2 separate regions of the Mus musculus genome follow, and region 1 is linked to region 2. A link is a loop called in an ENCODE intact Hi-C map of the cell type or tissue named here. Cell type or tissue: left cerebral cortex. All regions are shown on one strand. Links, peaks and the distances in the headings refer to the core of each region. The heading gives the core; the rest is flanking DNA.

Region 1 (7,665 bases), core at 1,743-6,742, 300 kb after region 2:
CGCGCGAGCGCAGTGGTTTAGCCGGCAGGAAGCCGGGCGCGCGGGGGTGGGGCTGGTGCACGGGGGCGGGGCTCGGGCCGCCGCGCATTGTGCTGCGGCTGGCCGGCGCGGCAGGCCCCGGACCCGAGCGGTTCCCGGGCATGGTGAGCAAGGGGCTGTTGCGCCTTGTCTCTTCAGTCAACCGCAGGAGGATGAAGCTTCTGCTCGGCATCGCGCTGTTCGCCTACGCCGCCTGTGAGTGCGTGCGCGGTGGGCGGGAGCCCATTCATTCCCGCGCGGCGGGGAGCGGGCGCTGCGGCCGAGCAGCAGGCTGTTCAGGGCCGGGGACCGGTTCACAGCTTCCACGAGGCTGAACTTGTGCTGTGGAGCCGCTGGCCGCTTTGCTTGCTGCCCGCTTCCGCGTAGGCCCGGCGTCGGACCGGTGGCCGGTGTTGGGGCCTTTGCCCGGGACGCGGTGGACACGTTCCCCGAGCTGTAGACACTGCGGACTCGGCCAACCTCGCAGCGCCCGCCAGCTCGTACTGACCCGAACCGCTGTGCTGTGCTGTCCACAGCACCCAGGGTTAGGGTTAGGGTGAACCTGGAGAGTGCGGCGCGGGGACATCCTTGGGGACGGTGCTGGTTAAGTAGGATAAAAATATTATAGCTATTGGCAGGGTCCCTGCTCCGACTGTTTGCTCCGCAGGAAAATTACTCAGCAGCTGAGTGTTGCCATTCTCCGTGGATGCCCTGTGTGGCCATGCTCTGATATCCTGTCTCACACTCCCCGCTCCCCACTCTCCTCCCGCGCCACCAGGTACTCCTCCAGCGTGTCGCGGAAGGAGGCACAGCATAGGGGGCAGGCGGGGCGGGTGTCAATTGGATCCTTAGCCTGTTTATCTTGAGGGGCCCTCAGCTTCTCAGAGAAGGCAAAGTCTAGTTTTTTGGTGTTTGTTTGTTTGTTTTTGCTCTGTGCAACTGGATATAACAGCTATTACTACTTTACCAAGTACCAAAATTGGGCTAAAAATAGCTCTCAGAGTGAGTGAGCTCCTTCTGAATCCTGGCCACCCAGGCAAACATACTCGAATGAAAACTGCTAAGTGATTGAGTTTCCAGGGTCTGATTCCCAGGTGAGTAGGTACTTTGGAACGTGGGTTCAACTGATGGGATGATGGTGTTAGTAGGATGCAGACTGGCTGCTACAGCTCAGCTGTTGCAAGAGGAGGAGGAGGAGGAGGAGGAGGAGGAGGAGGAGGAGGAGGAGGAGGAGGAGCAGGAGGAGGAGGAGCAGCAGCAGCAGCAGCAGCAGCAGCAGCAGCAGCAGCAGCCAGGAAGCTCTGGAAAGGCTTCTGGTTGCTAGGAGAAGTTTTAGATCTGGGTGGCTTGGTAGATTTGATTGGTTTCAGCAAGGAAGGAAGAATTAACTTCAAGTGTGGTCTGTATTGAAGAAGATGATTATTCAAGAAAAAGACCCCTTACAGCTGAGTAATTATTACTGTTTTATTAGTAATGCCTAAGTTAGCTGAGTGCTTAACTGTATGTATAGGTATGATCCTTATCCTGCCAGGGGTAATACAGGTAAATATGAATAGTAATAGTGTTTTATGGGTGAGAAAATTAAAAGCATGAGGGATTAGCACCTTTATCAATCTTAGAGGGCCAAGATTCATTCCAGCCCGAAAGGCAGTGATCTGGGTCTAGAAGTCAGGTCTCTGGATAGCAATTTCAGGGCTGATTTACTTAGGGAGGGATACCGAAGTGAGGCATAGGTGTTTAGAATTGATAATAGGGAATTTATGAAGCTATAGCAAGAGTTTTCATTTGACCATCATGTTTCTCTCAGTTGTTAACATTGTCAGTTGTAGACAGTGGTAACAGGGCACAGCATGAAGTGCAGAAACATCAGGGTTTTGCCTTGATGGTACAGAACATAGACCCAGTAGTTCAGCACACTCTTGAGTGCATCAGAGTCATCCAGTAGGGTTTTAAAACAGTTTGTTCTGTGTTCAGCGGTTCTGGGATGTGGCCTGATAATTTCCATTTTCAATAGCTTGGTTTATCGAGTAGTTTCTTGTTTGTCTTTTATTTATATTTGTTTCACTCTGTAGTCTGGGGTGGCTTCAGAGTCTCAGCAACCCAGAAGTCCTTCTGAGGGAGACAGCGCTTTGAGAACCATTTGCTTGGAAAGAGAAGGTCCTGAGTCCAGTACTCATGTCAAAAAAAGGTTAAGTTTACAAACTGATGTGGTGGGAGGGGATGGGTTAGAAATCAAGTGTGTTGGATTCCCTGAGAAGCCAGGATGTGAGCTGAGAATGAAGGATATGTAGGGGTTAACAGGAGAGAATGCTCCAGAAAGAGCAGCACTTGCGGAGGTCCTTTGGCACTGAAGATCAAATAGTAGTAGTCTAGTAATGCATGGAAGAGCAGTGTTCTGGGAGTGTCAGATCGCAGCACAACAATGATGCTACCCAGGCAGGCAAGGACTAGAGCAGGCAGCTCAGAGAATGGGTGTTGAGTATACTGTGAGGATTTAAAGGCTGGTTGGAGACAATATTAGTAATGAGAGGTAGCAGTAAGTCTGAGCTGCTTTGCCACGAAAATGTTACAGAGCTGCTGATTGGTCATAATAGGATGCTGGAAATGTAGTCTGGTGGCACCTGTGATTTCTCTTTAAATAAAATACCTTTTATTATTTGACAAATTCACATGTAAACAATGTTTCATATACACCCCAACTCACCCTTTCCTCTCCTCTAGATACCCCAAGCCCCTTCTTTTTTGTTGTTAGTAACCCACTGAGTTCATTCAATGCTGACCCATCTTGTTGACTTGATCTTGCGTAGGTAACTGCAGCTGCAGGGAGTTCATGGTTACAGTGGTTGTGTTGTTTCCTAAAGACAGTGTTTCACAGTGCTCCTCCCCACCCTTCAGCCCTTTGGTTGGCCTCCTGTTCTCTAATATATTGCCTGATGATAGAGACTTGTTTAGAGCTGAGCACTTGGAGGGACTGATTGTCTGCACAGTGACAGATCTTTTTTTTTTTTTTTTTTTTTAAGATTTATTTATATATGTGAGTACACTGTTGCACCTTTCAGGCACACCAGAAGAGGGCATCAGATCCCATTACAGATGGTTGTGAGCCACCATGTGGTTGCTGGGAATTGAACTCAGGACCCCTAGAAGAGCAGTCAGTGCTCTTAACTGCTGAGCCAGAGAGAAGCTACTCTGGCCAAGGTCGAGGGCAACACTAACCTGTGGGTCTGAGCATACATATTTAGAAGCAATTGGACAACGTGCTTTCTTAGCAGAGCAGTACCACACACAGTATTAGGAGCCTGCTTCTGAGCCATGGCCTTTTAACCAAGTTTATAGCACTAGGTCTGAATCCAGTCTTGTGGGGCAGGCTTCAAACCAATCCAGGGCAGTTGGGTTGCTCTCTATAAGTTTTGTGACCTTGCAACACTGACACATCTTACATGGAAGGTTGGTATTATAGCATGAGGGTTTCTTGCAAGGATACCATCTATGAGCCTGTGTAACACCCTTTGCCACTATGAAATGTAGTTAACAGGGAGGATGGTTTCGTTTTTGGTGTTTTTTTTTTTTTTTTTTTTTTTTTTTTTTGTGAGACAGGGTTTCTCTGTATAGCCCTGGCTGTCCTGGAACTCACACTGTAGACCAGGCTGGCCTACGAACTCAGAAATCCACCTGCCTCTGCCTCCCAAGTGCTGGGATTAAAGGCATGTGCCATCAGGGAATGGTGGGGGGATGGCTTCACATCATTTCCAGCTTGATTTCTCTATGTTCTGCAGCCAAAGCATGTTGTCTTTAGCAGTGAAGTTTTATTATCTAGTTCTGATATGCCTGCGTTTTTCTAATCTCTGTTTCTCCTTACTAATAATCCTATCCTTCTGTTAAAATAGAACTTGATGTTACCTCTGTGTAACAATATACAAATACTCCCAATTATAACACCATCATCTTTAGTCTGCTTTCTATAACTGTTTTTTTTCTTCCAGCAGAGCTCAAGTTGTCTGCGTCGTCATCTTTTCCCAGCCTTCGCTCTTGCTGTAGTAGATGTGTTGTCCTTGCTCTCATGCAGCTTATGTGTCAGGGTAGTTCATGTATGTCACCCTAGGCTGACTTAGCATTGCACTTTAATTCTTTTCCTAGCCTTTGCATCAGGCCATGTAGTTCTTAAGGCAGTGCACATTGAAAGAGCCCCGTAACTCCCTAAGGGAATGAATTGAAATTCACTGCAACCTTCCATGTAGCTGGCACAGGTTCAGAATGCTTGCCCATAGTGCTTTTGGTTTTTGGCCTGGATAGAATTGAAAAAGATCTGATAAGTTTTTGCAAGGCTTGTAGTCAGATAATCTCTGCAAGGTGTGTTAGTCAACAGCCTCATCTGCTGTCATCCTCCTGCACTTAGCAATAGACACCCTACTTCTGGCTCATAATTTTTATGGTTTTGGTCTTATTATACTTCTGTATTTTATGCTTCTTGATTGTTTCAGATGAAGCTGAAATTCATGACTTCATTCTTTGGAAAATGATCGGGTGTTTGCTTTCTTTTCCCTCCACCATGTACTTGCTCACCCTATCCGCATGTCCACAGTGTATTTGATCATTTGGTGTTTGTGTGTGTGACTGAATGCTGCTGGAGAGCCATGTCCTGTGGTTTTGCTCTTGGCTATCTCTCCTGCCCTTTTAAATGTACTTTCTCTCTCCGTGTAAGATCTGATTTTACTTTTTTTTTTTTTTTTTCCCAGTTGTTTTTGTCTAGACTGTCAGTATTAGGCATCCTTGTATTGGCACTTTCCGGAAGTGTGGATGGGAAAAGGCTGCCAGCCTCAATGTTCCCATCTGCTTGGCTCTGCCTCTAATCAGGTACTTTGACACTTTAGAGACTGAGTAAAGGTAAAAGAAAAGAATTTTTTTATTTCAAGGATTTGAAAGCATTTCCTATTCCTTCCCAGCTTCTAGTATTGTTTGAGAAGTGTGCAGCCAGTTCTAGTGTTTCTGGAAAATGTCAAGGTCTACCTCGTGCCCTCTCTGCTTGATGGGCTTGAGTAGTGGCCACGCCCACAGCTTGCCAGGGACGAGGCGGGCATGCTGAGCCTCACCTTTGGGACAGTGTTCTTATGTGAACGTAAGCTAAGTTGTTCCTCTGGGTTTCTCTTCATCTGGTTTGGCAATTAGGCATGGCTAAGGTGATGGAGCATTTCAGTTCCACTCCATCTTGTCTTTGAGACTGGCCTCTCACTGATGTGCTAGGCTGGCTGGCCAGCAAGTCTGTGGATCCTCTGCATTTCATTTGGTTGCTGTGTCTCATAAATTTCTGGAATGATCTTATACACGCACACACACACACACACACACACACACACACTCACACACACTCACTCATACGCTCATGCGCGTGCACACAAGTATTTCTTATAACATTTGCCATTTCTGAAATTTAAAGCCCACATCATTTGTCCTATACAACACTTCAATTTTGAATCTGATTGCTTCGTTGTTGTTATTAAATTTGGCTATACATTCTATTATGGACTGAGAATATAGCTCAGTGGCATAGTGGTTGTCTAGCACCAAAAACGGTTTTCCAAATTAATGCTTGCTAACTGATATCTATCAGGGGACAAGTAGTGTTGAGTTGGTTCTTCTGTTGGTGATCTGTTGGAAGGGCTAGCTGTCACATGACTTCACTTACAAGTGCATGTCCCAAACATCACTGTAAGGTGATTCTTGAGGCGGCAAGTATCTGGTTCTCCTGCCTGGTCTACTGTTTACATGGGAGGTTTGCAGGTGGTGATTTTCTAATTTAGTTAATCCTTCTGCACTTACTGTTATCTTCCTGGAACAAACTTTGTGTCCTTCCCTTTTCTCTTACTCTGTGTTTTAGTTTCCAGTAAGTGACTGCTGTTGCCAAAATTTAGTTGGCTTTAGAGCAAGAGAAATGTCTTCTGCCATCCTGTTAAGATGAGAGAGGGTAATAAAAAGATGTTTGAGGATTTGTGGAGGCCACCTGTTTTTATTGATGTGTAGTAATCCTCTGAACAGTACTCTATTTGTATCCTAGCAGAGAGGGTAGGGTTCCAAATGCTGCTGCAGCTGATAGACTTCTGTACAGGCTTCCCCCAGCTCTGTGAGACTTGCCCTAACTTCAGGGGCATATTTGCATTTTTTTTTAAATGCAAGTGTGAAAATGGGAATCATAGTTTCCTTTTGTAGGCTTTTAGATTCACTGATAAAAGTACTTAACATAGACTCAAAAAGAAGTTCAAGGACTTTTTTTTTTTTTTTTTTTTTTGAGACAGGGTTTCTCTGTATAGCCCTGGCTGTCCTGGAACTCACTTTGTAGACCAGGCTGGCCTCAAACTCAGAAATCCACCTGCCTCTGCCTCCCAAGTGCTGGGATTAAAGGCGTGCGCCACCACTGCCCGACTGGACCATTTTATTAGAGAGAGGAAAACAACAAGGCAGGCAAGCTATAAATCCTCACAGCAACTGGGAAGAGGGGACTAGAGAAGAGGAAAAGAGAAAGTCATGAAAGTAGGGAGAAGCTCAGTGGTGGAGGCTGTACATAATTGCACTGTGGAGCTGGGGTTTCTTTAGAGAATGAGTGAACAGGATCTTCAGGTGATTAGGATCTGGGGGAGAAAGATGTTACAGTTTATGAGTTAGACTGCAGAAAGTAGGCAGGCTTAGTAATGAAGCAGCTTGAGGAGAGTGAGGAGGCAGAGGCAGATTCTTCAGAGATAATAAAAAGGCCCAGAGTGTCCCGGTTTTGACCAGTATCCCGAAATCAGGGGGAGAAAACAGGCTACACTTGAGTTAGAACTCCAACAAGCTTAGAGGGCTTAGCTGTAAGGTTGCGTAAGCACCTGCTTGGAGGGAAGGACTCTGGGATATACATATACATACATCTCGTTAAAGGGTGAGTTATTGTTGTCACCTTTCCTGAAGGGTGAAGGGGTGGTCTTCTGGCCAGGTGATTGACAGGCCCATTTGAATTAACTCTTAAGCAAGCCACAGTGTCTTTGTAATGTATAATTTGGAGATGTTTAGAAGGACAAGTCTCTATCTAGAGCCAGAGATGGGGCTTAAACTTTCTTCTCTTGGCTTCAGGGATTGTTCTGTGAGTGCTGCCTAGCTAGCTAGCTACCTTTGGTGGTTTGAATGGGAGTGGCTCCCATATAGGTGGTGGAATTGCTTGGGGGAAGGGTTAGAAGGTGTGGCCTTGTTGGACTGGTGGTGGGCTTTGAGGTTTCAAAAGCCTAAGCTGTTCCCAGTCTCTTGCTCTCTAATTTGTGGATCAGATGTAAGTGCTCAACAGCTACTGCTTCAGGGACATGTTTGCCTGGCTGCTGTCATGCTCCCTACAATGATTGTGGATTCGTCCTTCGAAACTATAAGTTTACAATTAAATGATTCCTTTTATAAGTTGCCTTTGTCATGTTGTCTTTTCCCAGCAATAGAACACCTAATTAAGACACCACCTAACACTATTCCTCATAGTTTTAATCCGTACTTTTTTTGTTTCAGATGTTTGAAATCTGTTGATATGCCTTTTCCGTTGAGTTTTTAATACACTTTCCTCTCATTTGTTGAGAGTCTCTCTATTGGGGTGTTAACCGCCCTTTGTGTTGTAAATGACAGTGTCTCAAGCTTGGT
Region 2 (7,665 bases), core at 1,751-6,750:
AAGACAGGACACCAGCTGGGCAAAATCCAAACTCTTCATCTCCATGTCTATGTCAAAGCTGTCTTCATATCTCTACTCCCTTTTCATCTTTACTGACTGCAACAAGGTTTTTTCTCCTGGGTGATTCCACTCCCTGTTAGCAGCTTTCCTTGACAGGTATTCCACAGCTCTGCAATCTCGAACATCTTAGGGTATCCAAGGCCACTTCAACATTACAGCTTCTCTTTCCAATGTCTGGGATCCACACATGATCTTCTGGACTCCTTCAAAGGGCTTGGGTCATATCTCCAGCTCTGCTCTCTGTAGCACTCTAGGCTCTGGTTGACTCTACTCCACTGCTGCTGCTGTTCTTGGTGATCATCCCCATGGTAGTGGCATCTCCAATACCCTGGGGTCTTCCACTGCAACTAGGATTCACCAATAGCCTCTCGTAGGCTCTCTTCATGGAGTCAAGCCTCAACTTCTTTGCATGGCCCCTTCAGTCCTGGGCCATCAACTACAACTAATGCTGCACCTTCACCAGTGGCTTCCCATGGCCTCTCACAGCAGCCTCGGCTGCTCTCCATGACTCCTCCATACCTTCAAAACCAGTACAACTTGGGTGGTTCTTACACACTACCAAGTCCAGCTGCAGCACGAGGGACAACATTGGCTATCTCTGGAACACAGCTTCTTTGTGCTCTCAGAAAACGCCAGATTACACCTCAGTGATACCGGTCTCTTCTTAATCATCACTAATGTCTTAGCTCCAGCTAACGAGCATCAATTGTTCCAGTAGTCCCTTCTATTCTGGACTCTAAAGCCAGAGCCACATGGTCAAAGCTGCTGAGTTCTGCTGCATGCTGGGATTAGAACATGGCCCCCTTCCCCCCCTCCCCCCATATTCTATTACCAGCTTTTTGTTTTCCAACTCCTTCACTTCCTAAGCTTGGCTGTCCTGGAACTTGTTCTGTAGATTGATTTTGAACTCAGAGATGTCTCCTGAAATTAAAGGTATATGCCACCATGCCTGCACTTAAGATTTTCTTCACCTAGAACTTGCTCTGTCCTAGGCTGGCCTTAAACTCAGAGACCTGCTTGCCTTGACTCCTGGGATTAAAGGCTTGTATACTACCATGCCTGGACCTAAATTTAGCTGGATGGACTCTTGCCTCAAAGTCACCACCCCATTAATTCAATTTAATATCCATGAACACAGGATTCAGCTCCATTTCACTTCCTGGTGCCCCTTTTAATACTGCAACCATATATTTTATATTATTCCTTTCTCAGCTTGCTTCTTTTCATTAAAACAGTCTTTGTAAGAGAGAAGTTTAGTAACCACTCAACAGAATTTATATCAGGATGTCTTGAGATTTCCTTTAACAAAGGAATTAATCTAAATCTCTTCACCTTAGCCTCCGGTAGACTCTTCAGACAAGGGCAAAAAAGCAGCCACATTCTTCACCAAAATATTATGGCTACATATTAAAATTCTTCTCTGAAACCTCTAGAGCCAGGCTTCCACAGTTCAAATCACCTTCACCAACCACCAAATGCAGGGCGAGATCTGCCTTTCCAGGCTCCAGTGACCGCGCAGTGCATGAGAGACTAAACCCATCCATTATTAATCTCTCTCCTCATCAGAAATGAAAATAATCACAGATTATGATTTGTTTAATAACCATTATAAAAGAATTGAATGGCACAAGCCTGTCTGAGTCTCTAACGAACAGATGTGATGATAAACCGGAATCTCCAGTATCTTCTGAATGGAAGGGGTGAAGGCACTTTCACCATTATGGAATCTAAGGGGAAACAGTCCTAGGAAGGAACTCCTATCTGTGCAGAGTGAGCTCCCCTTATGAGATGCACCTTCTCACAACTTCCCGTCCGCTTTTTTCTCATCTTCAGTTAACAGTGGCTCACAGGATGCAAGTACATTATCACCAAAGCTGGCATCTGCAGTGCTTTCCTTTCAAATACTGTTTGGTAAAAAGGTCTTAGTGTGTGTACAAGTAGTGTCTGAGCTCTCTCCTTTGTCCTCATTCTGTGTGCGGTGTGATGGTGACAGTGGAAGAAGACTCAAAGGATGTACAGTGCATGAGGCTTGCAGACCACACTGCTTCCTTTCCTCTGAGCACTGAGTTTCTCCACTTCTCCATTGCCCACTTCCTGTCTGTGATGCTCACGTTCTTCTTTAAAAGCTGTGTGGTAGAGGGGTATAATGTGTCTGTGGTTGGGTGTGGAACGATAGGAAACAACAGATGGTCAGCTGGGGCAGTGGGAAAGCTTGATTCAGTACATCCCAGGCACCCCAGGCTCTACCTTTTGTAGATCACAACCCGACATTAACCTTACCTTGCCATCACTGCCTCGCTCACCTTGAATATAATTTTGCCTATGGGACTAGTACAATGTACCAGAGTTTGATGGTTTTATGCTCATTTGGAACATATGGAAAGAAAAAAAGTATGGTCAAAATAGAACGTGGTAGCCCATTTCTGTAATTCCAAGACTCAAGATGCAGATACAAGAGAGCTGCTGCAAGATCTACTCTAGACTAAACTACACAGCTACTTCTGATCTAGCCCAGTACACACCGGGCAAGACCCTAGCTCAAATAACCAAAGCTAACCAAATAACATTGCCAAGGGAAACAGGTTCATTTATGAATGAAAAAATACAATGGAAATTGCTAGGAGATGAAGCTGTTAAGAGTAAAACACTTGATTTATAAAACATGCAACCATCTGGTTTTGGATTGTATGCTTTAAGCAATGGTCACTGAATAAAAATAATCTCTTTGCTCTCATTTTATCTTAAAAAAAAACAAACAAACCTGCCATCTACCTGAAGATTTTACATAGTTGTCACTGAAAATGAAAGATATCAACATTTCCTCATTTGAACCACTGTTTTATGTGAATATCTCTGAAAATACATATATTTATAGGTTTGATGACACAAAGTATATTGTAGAAAATTATGAAATATCAGAAGATATTCACAGAAAATGAAAAAGAATGACCCAGAACCCATGCTGGCACTCTACTTCTTTGCATCCCGTGACTGATCTGCATCTCCACCCTTTGTAGTTAAACTCTGAAGGGCTTCTGCTATGGTATCCTTAGGACTTCACTCAGAGCCTGCTTTCTTAGAATGAAGAAAGCCACAACTACTGGAAACAAGACCATTACAGGCATAGATTATTCTAGTAAGATGCAATGGTAGTCTCAGGGAAAACGGAGTTATGAAGGCTGATTGATTGTCCAGCACTGTATCTGCAGCTATCTGGGGTTTATATCTGCTTTTATCTTTATGCTTATAACTTCATGCCACCCACCCTTTGAGCTGTTCTTTCTAGTCTGATCCCTGCATAGACATCAAAGAGTAAAGTCTGCTACATATATATCCTCATAGAAATTTTCTGCCTAAGGCCCTCAGCTATTGAAGCAAAAGATCAACTCCTTACCCTACATACCTTCTTCTGTCCTTCCACATTACTTTTTGGTTTTCTGAATGTTGTCTTCCTGTAGCCCCTTACTAATTATTCATTCTCATCCATCTTTCAAAGTTATACTCAAATGTCACTTTCTGAAGAACTTTTTTTTTTTTTTTGCTGTTCTAACTAGGCCAGATACCCTATCCATAGTGAGGAACTTTTCTTTCTAGAATATGATTAAGCTTTCTAAATGTGTGTGTGTGTGTGTGTGTGTGTGTGTGTGTGTGTACACAAATGGTTAACTCCTGAAAGTCTAGTTTTCCTGAAATTGCATCTCCAGGCCTAGTCTTGTAGAAGCCAGGTCTAACAAACATTTTTAGGTGTCTACAATGCACTAGGCATTATTGAAATTGTTCTCCCTCGTTTTGATTAACATATTAGGACTTGCGGAATACCACTCAATTTATTCACAGTATCTCATAAGCAATATAAACCCCAAGCTTCTAGGACGGCACTAGAGGAATGACTTATGAAAGTCTTTGGAATGAACAATTCTGTCAAATAAACATACTGTTTGCAAAACCGATATCGATTGCCTGAGTTTATTCTTTTCCATTTATGTGCCTTTCGTGTCTACATGCTGAAGTATCACATTCAGTAGAGAGCTAGACATCCAATAAAATCTCAGTAAAGCCTTCCACATATCACAAACAGTATAATCAATATTCTGCATAGAAAGCAACTGAGACCCAGAAAAGTGTTTTGCTGAGGATTGATAAGAGCTGCTAAGACAGCAGCCAGGTGCCCCCCCCGCCCCCCTTTTCTATCAGCGCCCTTGCCTAGACTACCAGACCAGACCTGGGAGGCCTACCTGTGAGTATGAGATTCATGCAGCACATGATGCCCTCTGGAGTTCAGACTCTGAGGAGCCAGGAGACTTCCCACTGCCCCCTCTTTGAGGCTCCGAAGCACCTGAAGGTGACAAAGGTGCAGGTGGAGGAGAACCGGGAGAGCAGGGATGTTGCAAGTGCAACTGCTGCAGCGCTACTGTGCCGGGTTCCCACTACTGTCCTGCGGTGGCCAACCCAGTGCCAGGCGTCCCTAGTCCCCACTGGCCAAGACCAGATCTAAAGCCTTGTAACCTCCTCCCGGCCTGCTCCCTCACTCCCAGCCGGAAGAAAAGGCTCGCCAGGAGGGGGAGCGCGCAGGCCTGAAGGGGGCCGCTTCCTACGCGCTAGGGACTGGAGAGGCTGGTGGCACGCAGACAGTGACAGCCTGAGAGCTGGGAGGGGAGGCCGCGATGAATGATTATATCACCAATAATAACAATAGCGGGGGGGGGGGGGGGGCAGGGGGAAAAAGAATCCCCTTGCCTTGGCTCACAACCAGGCCGTCTATGTTTTCCACGCCCCTTACCCCGTGGAGGGAGGACAAAGCCTGCTACTCCTCTTGACCTCACTGGCCGAGAAGCGAGGGTGCAAAGAGAGGATGGCCACTGCAGGCCGGGTGCCTGGGATCCGCTAGCGCAGCGTGGAGACCCGCTCCTGAAGAGAGTACAGGGATACCCACGGATGCACCCCCCTCAGGCCGAGCTTTCTTCTGGTGATTTCTATCCCTTACATCTCTCCTCAGAGACTCAGCTCGACCCAGATCCTTCCAGGGGCGCGGCGGGGTGGGGGTGGGGGTGGGGGTTGTCCTGCAACGAGGCAGTGACGGCGCTACGGAGAGGCGGAGCGCACCGCAGTGCCTGGGCTAGGCCCTCCGCTGGGGAATACCTCTGTTCCTGTTGGGTCCCGGAACTCTGGTGCTGGAAGGCAACACCAGATCTGCATCCTCAAGTCTCCTACCCAAGGCCCAGAATCTTTCGTCCCATTGAGCGCACAAGAATAGCACCGAGTGACTGGGTATCATTGATAACACCTAGCCTCCCTTTCAGCGTTTACTATATACCTGCCATTTGCGGTGGATACCTTGAACAAAATATAAGTTGGGAAATCTTTGCTGTGACTCCAGACATGCTAGTTGCGCAACTGTAGTATTTAAGGTTGCCAGAAAGCCGTGCTCCAAAGTTGAAAAAAGAAGTAGAAAGGAAGGTAGGGGGGGAGAAAGGAGGAGGGAGAGTGAGGGACGGAGGGAAGGGACGAAAGTAGTTGGGGGTGAACTCCTGGCAGGATTTCCGCTAGTCCTATGGCGGACTACATATCCCAGGAAGCTAAGGGGCCCGGGACGCGTTTTCCACTCTGACCCACTCATCCACTAGCAGAAGACTTTACTAAGACTGGTCACAGCGCAGGCCAATCCTTCTCCTCTCACCTTGGCTAGAACTTGCGACGGATTCGTTCCCAAAGTGATGCTCTAGTGGCAAGAGTAACACAAGTTTGTCATTGTCCGGAGAAAGTGGAGCCTGCGGTTCTTAACCAGGTTCAGCAGAACGTGTGGCATCCTTCTCCTGGACATGCCACCGCTCGGGTTGTGACATTCTTGGGCACAGCATAGTCCCACGCGCGGACCCCGCACGTCAAGCGACACTTTAGGGACTTTGACTGCTGCTAGGACTGACCACCGTCCTCCTACCTACCCAGGCTAGCTCCGTCCACTTAGCACGTTTGCATTTATTCGTGGATCTTCCAAGACTCGGTCTTGTAAATGTTCAGCATTTCGCTGCTTTCCTGCCTTTTTCTGGGGACTGTGCCAGCACTTGCCCAGACCGGCGGAGAGAGGAGGCTGAGCCCAGAGAAGAGCGAAATATGGGGACCCGGGCTAAAAGCACACGTGGTCCTTCCTGCCCGCTATTTCTACATTCGGGCGGTGGATACCTCAGGGGAACAGTAAGTGGAGAAATGACTCCTCAACTATTTGAGATCGCGGTTTAAAATAACTCGAGGGGTTTTTGTTCCTGTTGTTTATTTTGGTTTTGTCCTTCATCTTTATATGCCCCGACTCGTCTTTACTGCTGTCCATTTACATTCCAGAATTCTCGAGTGCTGTCTACATCTGGTTATAATAGACTTTTCCTTCAAAATCAACTTTTCTCTGTGACTTAATAATTCTGAAATATGTATAGTGTAAATAATATTGCTAAAATAACAGCTCTCTTCTTGGCTGTTTAGATGGGAATTGAGGCTAAACAAATCTCCGTTATTTTTAAATGGGAAAACTAAACACTAGAAACTAAATGCATTCAAAATGCAGGAATATTCAGTCCAAAACACTTGTGTTACTAACATGATGACCAGTTATTTTGATTTCCCCCATAACTAAACATAATTTAGAGTACTGGTATATTTGTTAGACTTTTATTAGTAGTAATATTTTAATTACATGATGTGGGTAGGGTGTATACTCACACCCAAGTGCTGGAGGAAGCCAGAAGAGGGCCTTGAATCTCCTTGAGCTGAAACTGCAGATAGTTGTGAGCCTTAAGGACAATGGATACTAGGAACTGAACTAAGTCTTTTACATAATGGTAAATGCTCTAAACCATTCAGCTATCTCCCTAGCCCCACAGTACTGGATTGTATTTTAAGCCATTAAGAACAATTTTTCAAATAAGGTCATCCTTGAAGTAAACATGTTACAAATGACAAATTGCCAGCTGTGTTGGTTATGAATTAATAATAGTACACTGATAGTGCTCTGTTTGGTATGCTAAATAGATTGCTAGTCTTAAGTGTTATCTCCTGGCAACTATCTAATGAAATTATTTTATGTTATTATTGTTTTCTTTTTTATCTTTGTTCTATCATATTGGTTCTGGTCCTAAAAGCCTAAGAGAGTAATCGAACAACAATATCTTAAAATCAGGATAAAGCAGAAGGTCCAACCTTTACACATTAAAGAGAATAAGTAGCGTGCATTTGATCTTAAAAATAACCCTCATCTCTCATTGTTTTCCATAACAGGTTTACATCTTCTCCAGGTGAAAAGGTGTTCCAGGTTAAAATCTCAGCACCCGATGAGCAGTTCACGAGAGTTGGTGTCCAGGTTTTAGATCGAAAGGACGGTTCCTTCATAGTAAGATACAGAATGTATGCCAGCTACAGAAATCTGAAGATAGAGGTTAAACACCATGGGCAACATGTTGCCGAGTCTCCTTATGTTTTAAGAGGTATTTTGAAACAAAAATTTATGGTAGGATTTGTATACAAAAAGGCATGTCATTCCATCAATAAGAATTCTATCAAAAACTTAGCATACTTTTTTCACTAAATGGAAAAAAAAACTAGATGTTTTTCTAATTG

Evidence for each region. Peaks named below come from ENCODE experiments on the same cell type or tissue, not always from the same donor. Only the 100,000 strongest peaks of a DNase experiment are listed, where the experiment ranks them.
Region 1: it touches region 2 in a loop (4-fold over the local background); 2 of 42 quality-filtered maps call a loop at or near these places.

The regions. Positions count from the first base shown.
Region 1 is chr1:43,820,184-43,827,848 of GRCm38, reverse strand. Uxs1 (UDP-glucuronate decarboxylase 1) reads left to right here and starts at 10. Exons shown (of 15, transcript NM_026430.4): 1 at 10-234. The coding sequence starts at 141. In left cerebral cortex, for the core only: no CTCF peak of the experiment used is centred there; DNase peaks (open chromatin) are centred at 1,908, 2,235, 3,697 and 4,249; H3K4me3 peaks cover 1,185 bases.
Region 2 is chr1:44,116,905-44,124,569 of GRCm38, reverse strand. Poglut2 (protein O-glucosyltransferase 2) reads left to right here and starts at 5,797. Exons shown (of 10, transcript NM_023645.3): 1 at 5,797-6,252; 2 at 7,327-7,532. The coding sequence starts at 6,071. Bivm (basic, immunoglobulin-like variable motif containing) reads right to left here and starts at 4,602. Exons shown (of 10, transcript NM_144558.4): 1 at 4,296-4,602. In left cerebral cortex, for the core only: CTCF peaks have their summits at 4,615 (motif pointing right) and 5,793; DNase peaks (open chromatin) are centred at 3,209, 4,632, 5,177 and 5,680; H3K4me3 peaks cover 3,633 bases; H3K27ac peaks cover 2,137 bases.